Regions from separate parts of the Homo sapiens genome. Here region 2 is linked to region 1. A link is an interaction called in ENCODE POLR2A ChIA-PET data of the cell type or tissue named here. Cell type or tissue: A673. All regions are shown on one strand. Links, peaks and the distances in the headings refer to the core of each region. The heading gives the core; the rest is flanking DNA.

Region 1 (9,750 bases), core at 1,120-9,119:
CTAAAGAAGGACAGCGCCCAGGACTCGCTGGGGTGGGATTCAGACAGTGTGTGACGGAATGTGCTGGGTCCCCAGCAGGTCAGCAGAGAAAGCAAGGGGACAGGAGGGGCGGGGTCCTTTGGGGTCTCCTGGGACAGGACAGTGGAGGCCCCAGGGAGGAGGAGGGATGCTGGGGCAGAAGTTTCCTTAGTTGCCATCCAGCATTTAGATTCTGTTTCCTGGAGAGGTGGGAGGGAGCCCTGACCTTGGGCTCTGGGAAGGGCCTGGCCACCTCCCTTTCTAGGAACCTTGGCTTAGTGACACAGGGGGTTGTCTGGAAAGGACAAGGAGTAGGGTGAGGGGGGTGGGCTCCTTCCTCCCTGCGGCCCCCTCCCCTCTCCAAGACCCAGCTCAGGGCTGACGGGAACACTCACTCCGGGACACTTGGATGAGCTCAGTGACGCTGAACACGCCGGAGGTGACAAAGCTCTCCTGGAAGTCGGTCGTGTCTGGAACAGGAAGACAGCGGGGTCAGTAGGCTGAGCTGGGCCTGTTTCCCTTCCCCACACTCCAGGGCTGCCTGGACTCCTGGGGGCTGGCCCGAGCCTGGACGTTCCCCCTGTCCATCCTGTGCTGTGGGGGAATGACAGCTCCAGTCTGATGGGGAAGGCCCCGTGGGGGGTCCTTGTCCAGTGTGGGCCTTCACACAGCCTTCATCCGGGTTCCCCCATGCTGTGGAATGCTGCATTCAAGTGAACAGCAGGCCGGGCGCAGTGGCTCATGCCTGTAATCCCAGCACTGTGGGAGGCCGAGGCAGGAGGAACGCTTGAGCTCAGGACTTCAAGACCAGCCTGGGGAACACAGCGAGACCCCATCTCTACAAAAAGTGTTAAAATTAGCCAGGTGTTGTGGTCCGTGCCTGTAGTCCCAGCTACTCAGGAGGCTGAGGCTGGAGGATCACTTGAGCCTGGGAGGTGGAGGCCGCAATGAACCATTGTTGTGCCACTGCACTCCAGCCTGGGAAACAGGGCGACACCCTCTCTTAAAAAACGAGTGGAGCCGGGTGCGGTGGCTCACGTCTGTAATCCCAGCACTTTGGGAGGCCGAGGCGGGAGGATCACAGGTCAGGAGATGGAGACCATCCTGGCTAACACAGTGAAACCCTGTCTCCTAAAAATACAAAAATTAGCCGGGCGTGGTGGCAGGCGCCTGTAGTCCCAGCTACCTGGGAGGCTGAGGCAGGAGAATGGTGTGAACCCGAGAGGTGGAGCTTGCAGTGAGCCGAGATTGCGCCACTGCACTCCATCCAGCCTGGGCAACAGAGCAAGACTCCATCTCAAAAAAAAAAAAAAAAAAGAGCGGAAAGCGGAGGCCTGGGCTCACATCGGCTCCATCACCTGCCTCGGTGTGTGATCTGGGGCAGGTCACTTTCCCTCTCTCAGCCTCCAAGTTTCCCTAATTGCAAAAGTGAAACCATCAATCCCATCATCGGGGTTGTCGTGAGATCTGTATCCAACTGCCTGGGAGGGGCAGCTGGCTTGCTTTACACACTGTCACCCTTCGAGATACTCTGGCTTCTTGTTCTTCTCCCCTTCAGACTGGGAGGTCCGTGTGGGCAGGGATGTCTGTCTGCCCCGACCCTGCAGTGTCCTTCGTGCCTAGACCAGAGCTTGGCACCCAGCAATGGGTCAGTTAAAATGGGGGGTTGAATGGGAGGCCCACAAGCCGCAGTTAAAACCCTCAGTGTCCCCAGCATTGCTCCTACCTAATATTAAAGGAAGGGAGACTGTCCTCTCGACTGGAGTGGTTTGGACCCATTTCACAGATTTGGAAATCGAAGTTGTCCCCGAGAGGTCGGGAGCCTTGGCCAACCTCAGACAGCTTGGGGACAGCCCTGTCCTGCCCTCGGACGCCCTTGTAGGAGGGATTCATGGACTCAACAGGCGTTTACTAAGCATCCACAGTGTCTGATTCTGAGCTGGGCCCCGGCACAGCAGGAGATGATACAGGCTGAAGCAGTTGCCCCTGTGAGACTCAAAGTCCAGTGTGAGCGACAGACAGCAGCCAAGATTAATAGGTCAGCAAAAGTCCACGAATGTTCCTAGCAGCACTGTTCACCACAGCTCAAACTGGAAAGCCACCCAAATGTCCCTTCAAAAGATGAAGAGATAAACACAGCGTGGTCTAGCCACACACTGGAATAGGACTCAGCCGTGAAAAGGATGCCGGGCGTGGTGGCTCATGCCTGTAATCCCGGCACTTTGGGAAGCTGAGGTGGGTGGATCTCGTGAGCTCAGGAGTTTGAGATCAGCCCGGGCAACATGGCGAAACCCTGTGTCTACAAAAAATACGAAAATTAGCTGGGTATGGTGGCTTGTGCCTATAGTCCCAGCACTTTGGGAAGCTGAGGCAGGTGGATCACTTGAGCCCCAGAGTTTGAGACGGGACTGGGCAACATGGCGAAACCCCATCCCTACAAAAAGTACAAAAATTAGCTGGGCGTGGTGGTGCACACCTGTAGTCCCAGCTACTTGGGAGGCCGAGGCGGGAGGATAGCTCGAGCCCTGGAGGTTGAGGCTGCAGTGAGCTATGATTGCACCACTGCACTCCAGCCTCGGGGACAGAGCAAGACCCTGTCTCAAAAAAAAAAAAAAAAAAAAAAAAAAGAAGAAGGAAAAGAAAAAGAATGAGGCCTTGGGCTGGGCGCAGTAGTGGTAGCTCACACCTGTAATCCCAGCACTTTGGGAGGCTGAGGCAGGTGGATCACCTGAGCTCAGGGGTTCAAGACCAGCCTGGCCAACATGGTGAAACCCCATCTCTACTAAAAATACAAAAATTAGCCGGGCATGGTGGCGGGCACCTGTAGTCCCAGCTACAGGCCGAGATCGCGACATTGCACTCCAGCCTGGGCATCAGAGTGAGACTTCATCTCAAAACCAGTAAATAAATAAAAATAAAAGAACGAGGCTCTGACACAGGCTACAACATGGATGCACCTTGAGGACATCATTCAGTGAGGGACACCAGAGACAAAAGGCCACACAGTGTGTGATGCCATTTCTTTCTTTCTTTTTCTTTTCTTTTTTTTTTTTTTTGAGACGGAGTCTCACTCTGTCGCCCAGGCTGGAGTGCAGTGGCGCAATCTTGGCTCACTGCAACCTATGCCTCCCAGGTTCAAGCGATTCTCCTGTCTCAGCCTCCCAAGTAGCTGGGATTACAAGTACCTGCCACAGTGCCTGTCTAAATTTTGGATTTTTAATAGAGACGGGGTTTCACCATCTTGGTCCGGCTGGTCTCGAACTCCTGACCACATGATCCACCCACCTTGGCCTCCCAAAGTGCTGGGATTACAGGCATGAGCCATTTCACTGAAATGTCCAGGACAGGCCAAGCCACAGAGACAAGAAGGGGATGCGTGGGCACCAGGGCTGGGAGAGGAGACAGGGAGTGGTGGCTGATGGGGATGGGGTTTCTTTTAGGGGGGATGAAATGTTCTGGAATTAGGCCAGGCTCGGCGGCTCACATCTGTAATCCCAGCACTTTGGAAGGCTGAGGCAAGAGAATCACTTAAGGTCAAGAGTTCGAGACCAGCCTGGCCAACATGGTGAAACTCCATCTCTACTGAAAATACAAAAAATTAGCCGGGTGTGGTGGCATGTGCCTATGATCCCAGCTACTTGGGAGGCTGAGCCATGAGAATTGCTTGAACCAGGAAGGTGGAGGTTGCAGTGAGCCGAGATTGCGCCACTGCACTCCAGCCTGGGGGTAAAAAAAAAAAAAAAGAAAGGTTCTGGAATTAGATAGAGGTGAATGTACTTAGTGCACTTTGACTTGGACACTTAAAAATGGCTAAAATGATGCATTGTACATCATGCACATTTTACTACAAATTAAAAGCTCATTAAGTCAAATGCGAGGTGCATCAGCCTGTGGTAAGGCAGGCGGCTGGTGGGGAACTAGCTAGGGTGGGGAGGGAGGCTATTTTACACCCAGGGCTCAGAGAAAGCCTGACCGAGATGGTGGCATTTTACAGACCTCAAGATGAGACTGGATAAGAGGAAGGAACTTGTTAAAATCTGCAAAGCTCCGAGAACAGCGCCTGGCAACCGCCCCGTGACTGTTGGCTTCTCCGATGGGGATGATGTTTCATCACCTCCCTGAGGGCCACGATGTTCCCGGCACTGGGAACAGCCCGTGCAAAGGCCTCCGGGTAGAAATGCACTTGGCAAGTTGCAGGCCAGCAGGGTTGGAGTGGAAAGAGCCAGGGAGCCTGGTAGGTTTGGAGGTGGGACAGGCTCTTGGCTTTTGGGTGGCGGTGGGAGCAGTTCCTCTCCCGGCCCCCAGGGGGCAGCACGGACTGCAGGGAGCTCAGGGCTGTGTCCAGTTCTGCAGACCCAAACCCCCGCCAGTCCCCCTGTTACAATCTTTCTTTTTTAGAGACAGAATTTTGCTCTGTTGCCCAGGCTCGAGTGCAGCGGTGCAATCATAGCTCACTGCAGCCTCGAACTCCTGGGCTGAAGTGATGCTCCTGCCTCAGCCTCCCAAGTAGCTGGGACTACAGGCACGCATCACCACCCTTGGCTAATTTTTGTATTATTATTATTACTTTTTGTAGAGATAGGGTCTTGCTATGTTACCCAGGCTGGTCTCAAACTCCTGGGCTCAGGCGATCCTCCCACCTCAGCCTCCCAAGTAGCTGGGATTACAGGCATGCACCTCCGTGTTTGGCTAGTGTGTGTGTGTGTGTGTGTGTGTGTGTGTGTGTGTGTGTGTATATATTTTTTTTTTTTTTTTTGGGGTAGAGATAGGGTCTTGCTATATTACCCAGGCTGGTCTTGAACTCCTGGGGCTAGTGTGTGTGTGTGTGTGTGTGTGTGTGTGTGTGTGTGTATATTTTTTTTTTGGGTAGAGATAGGGTCTTGCTATATTACCCAGGCTGGTCTTGAACTCCTGGGCTCAAGCGATCCTCCCGCTTCAGCCTCCCAAAGTGCTGGGATTGCAGGCGTGAGCCACCGCACCCGGCCCCCTGTTACAGTCATTTGCTGAGTGAAGGCAATGAACCAACCCTGCCCCGCGCTGGGAGGTTCAGGGCCACGCATTCTGAAGAGGACAGAGCGGTGGCCCCCGAGTGTCCAGGAGAAGTGGCCAGAGCCGTTTCCTGCTGACCCAGCTGGCCAGCTGGTGTCAGCACGCCCCCTCCGCCTCCCCCGACCGGGGTTTCCTGTTTGTGCAGCGCCTGCTCAGCTCCATCTCTGGGGGACTCCCTGGCGAGCTGGGAGGACGTGATTTCCTCTACCAGACGCCCAAGCTCCCCAGGGGACCAGGCCAAGCGCCGCTGCCCCCACCTCCCTCCAACATCTGGCTTGGAGAGAGGCGTCTGGGGATCACAGGAGGCCGCGGAGGACCCGGGTCACAGACGGAGGAGTCACCGGGGGCCAGTGAGGAGTGGCCTCAGGCCTGTGAACCTCCGAGAACCTTCCAGCCTCCCTGTGCATGCCTGTTCCGGTCCTTCCAAGAAGGACGCCTCACCCACTCGCTTTCTCTTCCTTCCTTCTTTTCCTTTCCTTTTTTTTTTTTGAGACAGTCTCACTCTATCCCCCAGGCTGGAGTGCAGTGGCGTGATCTCGGCTCACTGCAACCTCCGCCTCCTCCTGGGTTCAAGCAATTCTCCTGCGTCAGCCTCCCGTGTCCTCCTAGTACAGATGGGGTTTCGCCATGTTGGCCAGGCTGGTCTTGAACTCCTGACCTCAGGTCATCCACCTGACTCGGCCTCCCAAAGTACTGGGATTACAGGTGTAAGCCACTGCGCCCTGGCCCCTTCCTTCTTTTTCTTTTCTTTTCTTTTTTTTTTTTTTGAGACGGAGTTTTTACTCTTGTTGCCCAGGCTAGAGTGCAATGGCGCGATCTCAGCTCACTGCAACCTCTGTCTCCCGGGTTCAAGCAATTCTCCTGCCTCAGCCTCTCGGGTAGCTGGGATTACAGGCATGTGCCTCCACGCCTGGCTAATTTTTGTATATTCAGTAGAGACAGGGTTTCTCCATGTTGATCAGGCTAGTCTCAAACTCCTGACCTCAGGTGATCCACCCACCTCAGTCCCCCAAAGTGCTGGGATTACAGGCGTAAGCCCCCGCACCCGGCCCTTCTTTTTCTCTCTCTCTTTCTTTTCTTTCTTTCTTTCCTTCTTTCTTCTTCTTCTTTTTTTTTTTTTTTTTTGACAGAGTCTCGCTGTGTCGCCCAGGGTGCACAATCTCGGCTCACCACAACCTCTGCCTCCTGGGTTCAAGCGATTCTCCTGCCTCAGCCTCCCGACTAGCTGGGATTATAGGTGTGTGCCAACATGCCCGACTAATTTTTGTATTTTTAGTAGAGACGGTTTCACCATGTTGGTCAGGCTGGTCTCGAACTCCTGACCTCAGGTGATCCACCTGCCTTGGCCTCCCAAAGTGCTGGGATTACAGGCGTGAGCCACCGCACTTGGCCCCTTCCTTCTTTTTCATCTCTCCTCCTTCCTCTCCCCATATATCCTCTCTTGTCTTCTTCTCTCTGCTTCATCCCTCCCTCTCTCCTTCTTTTCTTTCTACAAGTATTTATTGAGCACCCACTCTGCATCAGGCCCCATTCTAAGCCCTGAGGGCACAACAGAGATGTAGACAGACAAAGCCTCTGCCCTGGAGGAGGTGACATTCCACTGGGGAGATGAGCAGACACCCGTGCAGTCACTAAACAACTAAGCAAATCCATAGGCAATCACTAACTTCCTCTGAAGGAAAGAAAACAGAGGGCTGAGACTGAGGGTAGCCAGGCTGGGCGCGGTGGCTCATGCCTGTAATCCCAGCACTTTGGGAGGCCGAGGCGGGTGCATCACAGGGTCAGGAGATCGAGACCATCCTGGCTACCACGGTGAAACCCCATCTCTACTAAAAGTACAAAAAATTACCCGGGTGTGGTGGTGGGCGCCTGTAGTCCCAGCTACTCGGGAGGCTGAGGCAGGAGAATGGCGTGAACCTAGGAGGCGGGGATGGCAGTGAGCCGAGATTGCGCCATTGCACTCTAGCCTGGGCGACAGAGCCTGACTCTGTCTCAAAAAAAAAAAAAAAAAAAGATTGAGGGTAGCCAGAGGCTGCTTATGCTGAAGGGGTTTAGGGTAGACCTCTCTGAGAAGGGGGCATTTGAGCTGAGACCAGGGGAGATCTGGAGAGAACAAGCGAGCAGTTAGTTGGCTGTTTAGACAGAGGTAACAGAATGTGCAGCGGCCCTGAGGCAGGACTGGGTCTGGTGCACTGGAGGAACGGCGAGGAGGTCTGTGTGGCTGGGAGTGGACGACGGGGAGAGAGGGAGGAGGGGAGGACAGGGCAGGGATGGGACAGGTTGTGCAGGGCCTTGTGGGCCACAGGGAGGACCTGGGCTTTTACCCCAAGAGAGGTGGGAGCCGTGGATGGCTGTGCGCAGAGGAGGGACGGGCCCTGACTTGGGGGCTCACAGGTGTCCTCTGGCCATAGTGAGAAGGACAAATGGTGGGGGCCAAGGGCAGGAGCTGGGGGCTAGGATGGAAGTGACTGCTCTGGTCTAAGTGAGGTTAATTTTCCCACTTCCTATCCCTACAACATAGAATTACACTGTCCTACCCATCTATTAGACGCCCCATGAGGGCTGGGTGTGGTGGCTCACACCTATGATCCCAGCGCTTTGGGAAGCCAAGACAGGAGGATCACTTGAGCTCAGGAGTTTGAGACCAGTCTGAGCAACATAGTGAGACTCTGTCTCTACAAAAATATTTAAAAAATTAAAAAAAAAAGCCAGGCGCGGTGGCTCATGCCTGTAATCCCAGTACTTCGGGAGGCCGAGGTGGGTGGATCACGAGGTCAGGAGTTTGAGACCAGCCTGGCCAACATGGTGAAACCCCATCTCTACTAAAAATACAAAAATTAGCCAGCCGTGGTGGCACACACCTGTAATCCCAGCTACTCAGGAGGCTGAGGCAGGAGAGTTGCTTGAACCCAGGAGATGGAGGATGCAGTGAGCCGAGATCGCGCCACTGCACTCTAGCCTGGGCGACAGAGTGATACTCCATCTCAAAAAAAAAAAAAAAAAAAAAAAAAAAAAAAAAAGCCAGGCATGGTGGTGCACACCTGTAGTCCCAGCTACTTGAGAGGCTAAGGCAGGAGGATCGCTTGAGCCTAGCTGGTCCAGGCTGCAGTGAGCTAGGATGGTGTCACTGCACTCCAGCCTGGGCAGCAGCGTGAGACCGTTTCTAAGACAAACAAACAGGCCGGGCACGGTGGCTCATGCCTGTAATCCCAGCACTTTGGGAGGCCGAGGTAGGCGGATCACCTGAGGTCAGGAGTTCAAGACCGACCTGGCCAACATGGTGAAACCCCGTCTCTACTAAAAATACAAAAATTAGCCGGGTGTGGTGGCAGGTACCTGTAATCCCAGCTACTTGGGAGACTGAGGCAGGAGAATCACTTGAACCCGGGAAGCGGAGCTTGCAGTGAGCTGAGATTGTGCCACTGCACTCCAGCCTGGATGACAGAGCGAGACTCCATCTCAAAATAAATAAATGAATGAAAACAAAACAAAACAAACAAAAACCCTCAAACGTCCCATGGGACCGTAGAACCCTCTGGGGTCTCCCATGGGGTGAGCACCTCAGAGCCCAGAAGCTGGGAGCTCAGAGTCGTGGGTTCCAACCCAGCTCCCTGGTAGCCCCTGGACAGGCCCCTTAACCTCTCCGAGCCTCAGTCTGCTCATCTGTAAAACGAGTGGTGCCAAGCAAATGATTCCCAAATAAAAGACGAGGACAGGGCTGCGCCCTCCGCCCTTCACCGCCACGCTGCCCCCAGACTCACCCAGCGTGATGGGCTTGCTGTCCTCCTGGTCAGAGCCCATCCCTGTCCGGGGACTGCCGCTTTGCTCTGCATCTGCAAAGAGAGGGAAGAAACACTGGTGGCATCACAGAGACCCCACCCCAGGAGCAGATGAAGTGTCGATGCTGGTGGCCCCAGTCCTGGGCTGGGCCAGTGCTATGGAGACAAACAGTGGCCCCAAAACACACCCAGGCCCTGGGGTCTCTCTTTGGGCCCTTCCCTTGGCTGCTGCCCTAGAGGGTCACAGACATCTGGCCAGGCACCCTGCAGACACCAGCTAGGCCCTGTGAGCGCCAGTGTACCCGTATGTTGGGTAAGCCCTCCGCTTCTGCAGGGGCGGCTCAGTCGTGGGTAAGAACTTAGACACCTGGAATCTTAACAGACTGATGTTCAAATCCCAGCTGTGCCGCTTTCTTGCTGTGCGACCCTGAGCAAGTCGCTTGCCTTCTCTGAGCCTCATCTGTAAAATGAAGTTCAGGCCGGGCACGGTGGCTCACGCCTGTAATCCTAGCACTTTGGGAGGCCAAGGGAGGCAGATCACCTGAGGTCAGGGTCAGGAGTTTGAGACCAGACTGGCCAACATGGTGAAACCCCATCTCTACTAAAAGTACAAAAACTAGCCAGGTGTGGTGATGCGTACCTGTAATCCCAGCTACTTGGGAGACTGAGACAGGAGAATCGCTTTAGCCTCGGAGGCGGAGGTTGCAGTGAGCCAGGATTGCACCACTGCAGTCCAGTCTGGGCGACTGGAGTTGGAGGCCAGCCTGAGCAACATAGCAAGTCCCCATCTCAGAAAATGAAATTAAGCAACAACAAAAAAATAAAACAAAACGGCCAGGCACGGTGGCTCACACCTGTAATCCCAGCACTTTGGGAGGCCAAGGCAGGAAAATCACTTGAGGTC
Region 2 (9,750 bases), core at 708-8,707, 1.4 Mb before region 1:
GCAGTGAGCCGAGATGACACCACTGCACTCCAACCTGGGCGACAGAGCGAGACTCCATCTCTAAATAAATAAATAAATAAACTGGACAGTGTGATTCTTGGGACTGTCTGCATGGGACGAGCCCAGCTGTGTGTTCTGGTCTTCACAGAGACCCTTCTCCTTTTCCTTGCAGCCCGCATCGCCACATCCCTGGATGGCTTTGACGTCGCGTCCGTGCAGCAGCAGCGGCAGGAACAGAGCTACTTCGTACGTCTGGGCTCCCTGTCGGAGAGGCTGCGGCAGCACGCCTATGAGCACTCGCTGGGCAAGCTTCGAGCCACCAAGCAGAGGGCACAGGAGGCTCTGCTGCAGCTGTCGCAGGTCCTAAGCCTGGTGAGGTTCCAGGGGGTCGGGGCCCTGAGCCAGCAGCCTTCACCCCGCAGCAGACACCCACCCAGAGCTCAGTGGCTTATTGCTCACCCCTCTGCAGGCTGGCAGGGCCATTCCCGCTTGCTCCTGGCACTGTATCTGGTTGTACACTCATTTGCTCAGGATGCTGCCACAAACCACACTGTCTGGGGCCGGGCACAGTGGCTCACACCTCTTTGTGTGAGTCCCTCAAGTGCTTTGGGAGCCCAAGGCAGGAGGATCGCATGAGTCCAGGGGTTTGAGACCCACCTGGGCAATATAGCAAGACCCCATCTCTACAAAAAATAATTTAAAACAATTAGCTGGCTGTGGTGGTGCGTGCCTGTAATCTCAGCTACTTGGGAGGCTGAGGTGGGACGATTGCTTGAGCCCAGGAGTTGGAGGCTGCAGTGAGCTATGATTGTGCCACTGCACTGCAGCCTAGTCAACAGAGCAAGACCCCATCTCAAAAAAAAAAAAAAAATCGTGGCCAGGTGCGGTGGCTCATGCCTGTAATCCCAGCACTTTGGGAGGCTGAGGCGGGTGGATCACGAGGTCAGGAGTTCAAGACCAGCCTGGCCAACATGGTGAAACCCCATCTCTACTAAAAATACAAAAATTAGCCAGGTACAATGGCAGGCACCTGTAATCCCAGCTACTCAGGAGGCTGAGGCAGGAGAATCGCTTGAACCCGGGCGGCAGAGATTGCAGTGAGCCGAGATCATGCTACTGCTCTCCAGCCTGGGTGACAAGAGTGAGACTCCATCTCAAAAAAAAAAAAAAAAAATTCGTACTGTCTGGGAAATGTAAACAACAGATATTTATTTTCTCACATTTCTGGAGGCTGGAAGTCCAAGATCAGAGTGTCCTTCTGGGGCCTCTCTCCTTGACTCGTAGACAGCCATCTTCTCTCTGTGTATTCACGTGGTCGTCCCTTCCCTCTGTGTATGTCTGTGTCCTAATCTCTTTTTTTTCTTTGAACGGAGTCTCGCTCTGTTGCCCAGGCGGGAGTGTAGTGGTGCAATCTCAGATCACTGCAACCTCCACTTCCCGGGTTCAAGTGATTCTTGGGCCTCCACGTCCCGAGTAGCTGGGATCACAGGCACTTGCCACCATGCCTGGCTAATTTTTGTATTTTTAGTAGAGATGGGGTTTCACTATGTTGGCCGGGCTGGTCTCAAACTCCTGACCTCAAGTGATCCACCCACCTCAGCCTCCCAAAGTGCTGGGATTACAGACACGAGCCACCACGCACAGCTCTAATCTCCTTATTGAAGGAGACCAGCCCTTTATGGATTGGAGCCCACCCTAATGGATAGCTTCATTTACCTTTATGACGATTTTTTTTTTTTTTTTTCCAGAGACAGGGGCTCACTCTGTTGCCCAGGCTGGAGTGGATGATCATGGCTCACTGCAGCCTCTTAGGTGCACCCATCTTGGAGCATATGTCTGCCATCATTCCTCTTTATTTATTTTTCTTTTCTTTTTGTGGCGCGATCTCAGCTCACTGCAAGCTCCGCCTCCTGGGTTCATGCCATTCTCCTGCCTCAGCCTTCTGGTAGCTGGGACTACAGGCGCCGGCCACCATGCCTGGCTAATTTTCTTTTCTATTTTTAGTAGAGATGGGGTTTCACAGTGTTAGCCAGGATGGTCTTGATCTCCTGACCTCTTGATCCGCCCGCCTCGGCCTCCCAAAGTGCTGGAATTACAGGCGTGAGCCACCGCGCCCGGCCTTTTTTTTTTTTTTTTTGAGACGGAGTCTCGCTCTGTCACCCAGGCTGGAGTGCAGTGGCATGCAGTCTCTGCTCACTGCAAGCTCTGCCTCCTTGGTTCACACCATTCTCTTGCCTCAGCCTCCCGAGTAGCTGGGACTACAGGCGCCCACCACCACGCTGGGCTAATTTTTTGTATTTTTAGTAGAGATGGGGTTTCACCGTGTTAGCCAGGATGGTCTCGATCTCCTCACCTCGTGATCCACCCGCCTCGGCCTCCCAAAGTGCTGGGATTACAGGTGTGAGCCACTGCGCTCGGCCGACTATTTTTCTTTTCTCTTAAACTTTATGTAATATGTAGAGATGAGATGTCACTGTGTTGCCTATGCTGTTCTGGAGCTACTGAGCTCAACTGATCCAACCCCCTTGGCCTCCCAAAGCGCTGGGATTGCAGAAGTCAGCCTGCTTCGTTCCTTTGGAAGGCTGAGTCATATTTCATTACAAGCACTTTTTTTTGTTTTTTGTTTTTTGTTGTTTTGAGATAGAGTCTGGCTCTGTCACCCAGGCTGGAGTGCAGTGGCGCAATCTCAGCTCACTGCAACCTCCGCCTCCCAGGTTCAAGCGATTCTCGTGCCTCAGCCTCCTGAGTAGCTGGGACTACAGATGTGCACCACCACACCTGGCTAATTTTTGTATTTTTAGTAGAGACGGGGTTTCACCATGTTGGTTAGGCTGGTCTCGAACTCCTGAACTCAGGTGATCCACCCACCTCAACCTCCCAAAGTGCTGGGATTACAGGTGTGAGCCACCATGCCCAGCCTACAAGCACTTTTTAAGCCTTTGCTGGTTCCATCTGCTCATGTCCCATTGGCCAAAGCCAGCCACGTGTCCAGGCTCCCTTGCAAGCGCAGGAGAAATTGACACAATGGGAAGAGCTACAGGGGATGTGCAGCCCTTCTTTGCACCAACCACACAGAGCCTGAGTATGTCAATGATTAAACCAAAGGCCCCAGAGCTCACCGTAGCCAGGAAACCCTTCCTCCCTCCCTCCCTTTCTCTTTTCTAGACTGTCATGTAAGTCAGATGCTGGAAGGATTCCTTGGGTTCCTTCTGGAATCCCGTCTCTCCCAGGGGAGCCTCCTTCCCTCACTTCTCTCTCCCCTGCCCCAGATGGAAACTGTCAAGCAAGGCGTTGATCAGAAGCTGGTGGAAGGCCAGGAGAAGCTGCACCAGATGTGGCTCAGCTGGAACCAGAAGCAGCTCCAGGGCCCCGAGAAGGAGCCGCCCAAGCCAGAGGTACCCATGAGGGGACTGGGGGGTGGCCTAGGGTACTTGGAGTCCCGATGCCACTCTCTACACCTCTGCTTCATGGGCCTACCTGCTTCGAATGATTTCCCTAGCCTCACCTGCTTTTGGAAGCTAATGACACCTCCTTCAGGAAGCCTGCCTTGATTTCTCCTCTTGGGCATGCATAGGTATGGCTTCTGTTTTTTGTTTTGAGATGGAGTGTTGCTCTGTCACCCAGGCTGGAGTACAATGGCATGATCTTGGCTCACTGCAACCTCCACCTCCTGGGTTCGAGTGATTCTCCTGCCTCAGCCTCCCTAGTAGCTGGGATTACAGGCGCTCACCACCACGCCTGGCTAATTTTTTTGTATTTTTAGTAGAGACAGGGTTTCACCATGTTGGCCAGGCTGGTCTTGAACTCCTGACCTCAAGTGATCCGCCCTGCCCAGCCTCCCAAAGTGTTGGGATTACAAGCGTGAGCTACTGAGCCCGGCCCCTAGCAGCAACTTCTGACTAGTATTCTCCGGCCCCCTCCACTCTATCTCAAGCCTTGGCCTCTTGTGTTCTCTAATGGGTCTCGCTGCCTGTCCCACCACCCACTTAAGCTCCCCAGGGGCAAAGGAAGTTTGCAGTGAGCCGAGATCGCACCACTGCACTCCAGCCTGGGCAACAGAAGGAGATTCTGTCTCAAAAAACAGAAAATGTCCTGAAATTAGATGAAGGTAGTATTTGCCCAACCTTGTGAATGTATTAAAAACCAATGAATCGTACACTTCAAAGGGCGAGTTTTAGGGTGTGTGGATTATATATCAATTTTTGAAATAGTTGTTTATTTATCTTTGAGACAGGGTCTCACTCTGTTGCCCTGGCTGGAGTGCAGTGATGCCATCACAGGTCACTGTGGCCTCGCCATTGCAGGCTCAGGCAATCCTCTCGCCTCAGCCTCCCAAGTAGCTGGGAACACAGGCGTGTGCCACGATGCCTGGCTAATTTTTTTTTTAATTTTTAGTAGAGACAGGATCTCACTGTGTTGCCCAGGCTGGTCTTGAGCTCCTGGTGTCAAGCAATACTCCCACTTCAGCCTTCCAAAGCACTGGGATTACAGGCATGAGCCACCACACCCGACCCCAGATCAATTATTTATTTATTTATTTATTTATTTATTTTTTGAGATGGAGTCTCGCTCTGTCACCCAGGCTGGAGTGCAGTGGTGTAATCTCAGCTCACTACCAGCTCTGCCTCCCAGGTTCACGCCATTCTCCTGCCTCAGCCTCCCGAGTATCTGGGACTACAGGCGCCCGCCACCAGGCCCAGCTAATTTTTTTTGTATTTTTAGTAGAGACGCGATTTCACCGTGTTACCCGGGATGGTCTTGATCTGCTGACCTTGTGATCCGCCCGCCTCGGCCTCCCAAAGTGCTGGGATTACAGGCGTGAGCCACCGCACCCTGCCTATTTATTTATTTATTGCTCTGTTGCCCAGGCTGGAGTGCAGTGGCACAATCTCAGCTCACTGCAACCTCTGCCTCCTGGGTTCAAGTGGTTCTCCTGTCTCCACCTCCCCAGTAGATGGGATTACAGGCATGCGTCACCACGCCCGGCTAATTTTTGTACTTTTTAGTAGACACGGGGTTTCGCCATGTTGGCCAGGCTGGTCTCAAACTCCTGACCGCAGGTGATCCGCCCACATCGGCCTCCCAAAGTGCTGGTATTACAGGCGTGAGCCACCGTGCCCGGACCCAGATCGATTTTTTAAAAACTGAAATGAGATCATATCAAAAGCACATAGTAAGGGCTACAAAAGTGACATGCATAAAGATATGGTGAATATCTCTATAAATGCAAATTGTTCGGGAGGCAGAACTAGACCACCTGCTGCCTAAAACTGTCTCCTGTTTCCCCGACTGCTAAGCACAGCAGCCAGAATGACTTTTCAAATGAAAAAACCAGATCTTATCTCTCTCACGTGGGCACTCTCCCGTAATCCCTCGCTCAAGTCCAGAGTCCTCCAGCTGCCAGGGCTCTGGGCAAAACCCTACCTCCCAGTGTGTGCCTTTTTTTTTTTTTTTTTTTTTTTTGAGATAGAGTCTCACTCTGTCACCCTGGCTGGAGTGCAATGTCATGATCTCGGCTCACTGCAACCTCTGCCTCCCGGGTTCAAGCGATTCTCCTGCCTCAGCCTCCCGAGTAGCTGAGACTACAGGCACCTGCCACCACGCCCAGCTAATTTGATTTATTTATTTATTTTTGAGACAGAGTCTCACTCCGTCACCCAAGCTGGAGTGCAGTGGCGTGATCTTGACTCACTGCAGCCTCCACCTCCTGGGTTCAAGCAATTTTCCTGCCTCAGTCTCCCAAGTAGCTGGGATTACAGGCGCCTGCAACCACACCCAGCTAATTTTTTTGTATTTTTAGTAGAGACAGGGTTCTGTCATGTTTGCCAGGCTGGTCTAGAACTCCTAACCTCAAGTTATCCACCCGTCTTGGCCCCCCAAAGTGCTGGGATTACAGGCCTGACCCACTGCGCCCGGCCTAATTTTTGTATTTTTAGTAGAGATGGGGTCTCACCATGTTGGCCAGGCTGGTCTCGAACCCTGTCTGTGCTCATCTCACTCTCTGGCCAAGGAAATTTTCAAGGACCTGATTTCAACTATGTTCTCCCCGGATGGTTTACAACTTCTGCCTAGAAAGTTCTTCCAGGCTGTCCCAGCCTGGCTTCCACTTTTTGTTTTTTAACAGCTTTTTTTTTTCTTTTTTTTTTTTTTTTTTTTTTGAGATGGAGTCTCGCTCTGTCGCCCAGGCTGGAGTGCAGTGACGCGATTTCGGCTCACTGCAAGCTCCGCCTCCCGGATTCACGCCATTCTCCTGCCTCAGCCTCCTAAGTAACTAGGACTACAGGCTCCCGCCACCATGCCCAGCTAATTTTTTTGTGTTTTTTTAGTAGAGATGGGGTTTCACCATGTTAGCCAGGATGGTCCCGATCGTCCTGACCTCATGATCCACCCTCCTCGGCCTCCCAAAGTGCTGGGGATTACAGGGGTGAGCCACCGCACCCAGCCTTTTTTTTTTTTTTAACAGTTTTATTGAGATCTCATTTGCATACCATACAAGTCACGCATTTAAAGCATACACATCGCTGGTTCTCAGCATTGTGCAACTATCCCTATCTCATCTCATGCCCCTAAAAAGAAACCCTTTTCCCATCAGCAGTCACTGCCCCATTTCCTCCTCCTCCCAACCACGTATCCCCTCCTGTCTCTGGATGGGCCTGTCCTGGACATTTCATAGAAATGGGATCACACCCTGTTTGGCCTTTTGTGTCCGGCTTCTCGCGCTGAGCGTGACGTCCTTAGGGCTCACCCATGCTGTGGCCTGGGTCAGAGCCCCATGACGTTCCATGGCTGAGTCACATTCTGTTGTATGGGTGGATCACATTCTGTTCACCCATTTATCAACCGAAGGACACTTGAGTCGTTTCTACTTTTTGCTGTGCCCCTGTGTGCATGTCTTTGTGTGTGGACGTATGTTTCCGTTTCTCTTGTGCACACACCCACAACTAGAATTGCCGAGTCATATGATGATTCTATGGTTTAACATTTTGAGTAACCGCTAGACTGTTTTCCAAAGTAACTATACCACCAGCAATACACGAGGCTTCCAATTTCTCCGCCTCTTGACTGACAGTGGGTATCATCTGATAGCCTCTGGGGTTTTTGTTTGTTTGTTTGTTTTTGAGACAGAGTCTCGCTCTGTTGCCCAGGCTGGAGTGCAATGGCATGATCTTGGCTCACTGCAACCTCCGCCTCCTGGGTGCAAGCAGTTCTTCTGCCTCAGCTTCCTGTGTAGCTGGGATTATAGGCACATGCCACCACACCCGGCTAATTTTGTATCTTTAGTAGAAATGCGGGTTTCGCCATGTTGGTCAGGCTGAACTCCTGACCTCGGTGATCCACGCACCTTGGCCTCCCAAAGTGCTGGGATTACAGGCATGAGCCACCATGCCAGGCCTCCTTATGGTTTTGATTTGCATTTCCTCAATGACTTATAAGGTCAAACAGCTTTTCATGTGCTCTCCCTATATCTTCTTTGGTGATTTGTCTATGCCCTTTAAAGAATTTGACTAGTGGCCAAATGCAGTGGCTCGTGCCTGTAATTCCAGCATTTTGGGAGGCTGAAGTGGGCAGGTCACTTGGGCCCAGGAGTTTAAGACCTGGGCAACTTAGTGAGATCCTGGCTCTACAGAAAATTTTAAAAATGTAGCTGGGCGTGGTAGTGAGTGCCTGTAGTCAGGCAGGCTGAAATGAGAGGATAACTTGAGCTCAGGAGTTACAGGCTGTAGTAAGCTATGATCACGCCACTGCACTCCAGCCTGGGCGACAAAGTGAGATCCTGTTTCTAATTAAAAGAAAAGAGTCTGGGCGCGGTGGTTCATGCCTGTAATCTCAGTACTTTGGGAGGCCAAGGAGGGCCGATCACTTGAGGTAGAGTTCAAGACCAGCCTGGCCAACATGGTGAAACCCCATCTGTACTAAAAATGCAAAAGTTAGACGGGCGTGGTGGCACGCGCCTGTAGTCCTAGCTATTCGGGAGGCTGAGGTAGGAGAATCGCTTGAACCTGGGAGGCGGAGGTTGCAGTGAGCCAAAATCATGCCACTGCACGCCAACCTGGGCAACAGAGCAAGACTCTATCTCAAAAAAAAAAAAAAAAAAAAGGGCCGGGCACGGTGGCTCACGCTTGTAATCCCAGCATTTTGGGAGGCCAAGGCAGGCGGATCACGAGGTCAGGAGATCAAGACCATCCTGGCTAACACGGTGAAACCCCGTCTCTACTAAAAATACAAAAAATTAGCCTGGCGTGGTGGTGGGCGCCTGTAGTCCCAGCTACTCGGGAGGCTGAGGCAGGAGAATGGCGCGAACCTGAGAGGCGGAGCTTGCAGTGAGTTGAGATTGTGCCACTGCACTCCAGCCTGGGCGACAGGGCGAGACTCCGTCTCAAAAAAAAAAAAAAAAGTTTCGCCTATGGAAAGCGTTTGCCCCAAGGTCAGTGGTAGAACCCCTCTTCCCCTCTTTCCCTGGCTTCAGCTCCGATCGCCTTTCCTGAAACAAATGGTCCTGATTGGTGTCCCCATCTCCCTTCTCAGCAGGTCGAGTCCCGGGCGCTCACCATGTTCCGGGACATTGCCCAGCAACTGCAGGCCACCTGTACCTCCCTGGGGTCCAGCATTCAGGGCCTCCCCACCAATGTGAAGGACCAGGTGCAGCAGGCCCGCCGCCAGGTGGAGGACCTCCAGGCCACGTTTTCCAGCATCCACTCCTTCCAGGACCTGTCCAGCAGCATTCTGGCCCAGAGCCGTGAGCGTGTCGCCAGCGCCCGCGAGGCCCTGGACCACATGGTGGAATATGTGGCCCAGAACACACCTGTCACGTGGCTCGTGGGACCCTTTGCCCCTGGAATCACTGAGAAAGCCCCGGAGGAGAAGAAGTAGGGGGAGAGGAGAGGACTCAGCGGGCCCCGTCTCTATAATGCAGCTGTGCTCTGGAGTCCTCAACCCGGGGCTCATTTCAAACTTATTTTCTAGCCACTCCTCCCAGCTCTTCTGTGCTGTCCACTTGGGAAGCTAAGGCTCTCAAAACGGGCATCACCCAGTTGACCCATCTCTCAGCCTCTCTGAGCTTGGAAGAAGCCTGTTCTGAGCCTCACCCTATCAGTCAGTAGAGAGAGATGTCCAGAAAAAATATCTTTCAGGAAAGTTCTCCCCTGCAGAATTTTTTTTCCTTGTTAAATATCAGGAATATAGGCCGGGTGCGGTGGCTCACACCTGTAATCCCAGCACTTTGGGAGGCTGAGGCGGGCGGAACACCTGAGGTCAGGTGTTCGAGACCAGCCAGGCCAACATGGTGAAACCCCGTCTCTACTAAAAATACAAAAAAAAATGAGCCGGGCATGGTAGCAGGTGTCTGTTATCCCAGTTAGGAGGCTGAGGCAAGAGAATCTCTTGAACCTGAGAGGCGGAGGTTGCAGTGAGCCAAGATCGCGCCATTGCACTCCAGCCTGGGGGACAAGAGTGAGACTTAGTCTCAAAAAAAAAAAAAAAGAAAAAAAAATCAGGGATATAGTTCATATCCCACTTCTTTGTTTACACCGATGTCCCTGAATATCAGCCTGTAGCTAATGGACTTGGGATTTCTGGTCTAAGTGGGCCTCCTGGGGATGGGGTGGTACACTGAGCTTCTGAGCCTCATTGTAGAGTAGAAAGGTACTGGGGCCTGTGTGGTAAGCCTTGTTGAAATGCTCTGGTATTCAGTATTGCCTTAATAAACTTCACCCACAACTGCATACAGGCCATGTGTGTACGTGTGTGTGT

Evidence for each region. ChIA-PET counts read pairs that join two places held together with the same protein. Peaks named below come from ENCODE experiments on the same cell type or tissue, not always from the same donor. Only the 100,000 strongest peaks of a DNase experiment are listed, where the experiment ranks them.
Region 2: POLR2A ChIA-PET joins it to region 1 with 5 read pairs; 1 of 35 experiments calls an interaction of 5 or more read pairs at or near these places.

Annotation. Positions count from the first base shown.
Region 1 is chr19:3,424,256-3,434,005 of GRCh38, reverse strand. NFIC (nuclear factor I C) reads right to left here. Exons shown (of 11, transcript NM_001245002.2): 3 at 8,829-8,900; 4 at 414-488. Among named protein-coding and RNA genes, the nearest start is that of SMIM24, 51 kb to the left of the region's middle. In A673, for the core only: a CTCF peak has its summit at 4,302 (motif pointing right); DNase peaks (open chromatin) are centred at 4,335 and 5,285; H3K4me3 peaks cover 541 bases; H3K27ac peaks cover 2,467 bases.
Region 2 is chr19:4,838,313-4,848,062 of GRCh38, reverse strand. PLIN3 (perilipin 3) reads left to right here. Exons shown (of 8, transcript NM_005817.5): 6 at 173-372; 7 at 3,270-3,395; 8 at 8,527-9,722. The coding sequence ends at 8,871. Among named protein-coding and RNA genes, the nearest start is that of TICAM1, 11 kb to the right of the region's middle. RefSeq lists enhancers at 6,592-6,671, 7,092-7,311. In A673, for the core only: no CTCF peak of the experiment used is centred there; a DNase peak (open chromatin) is centred at 5,332.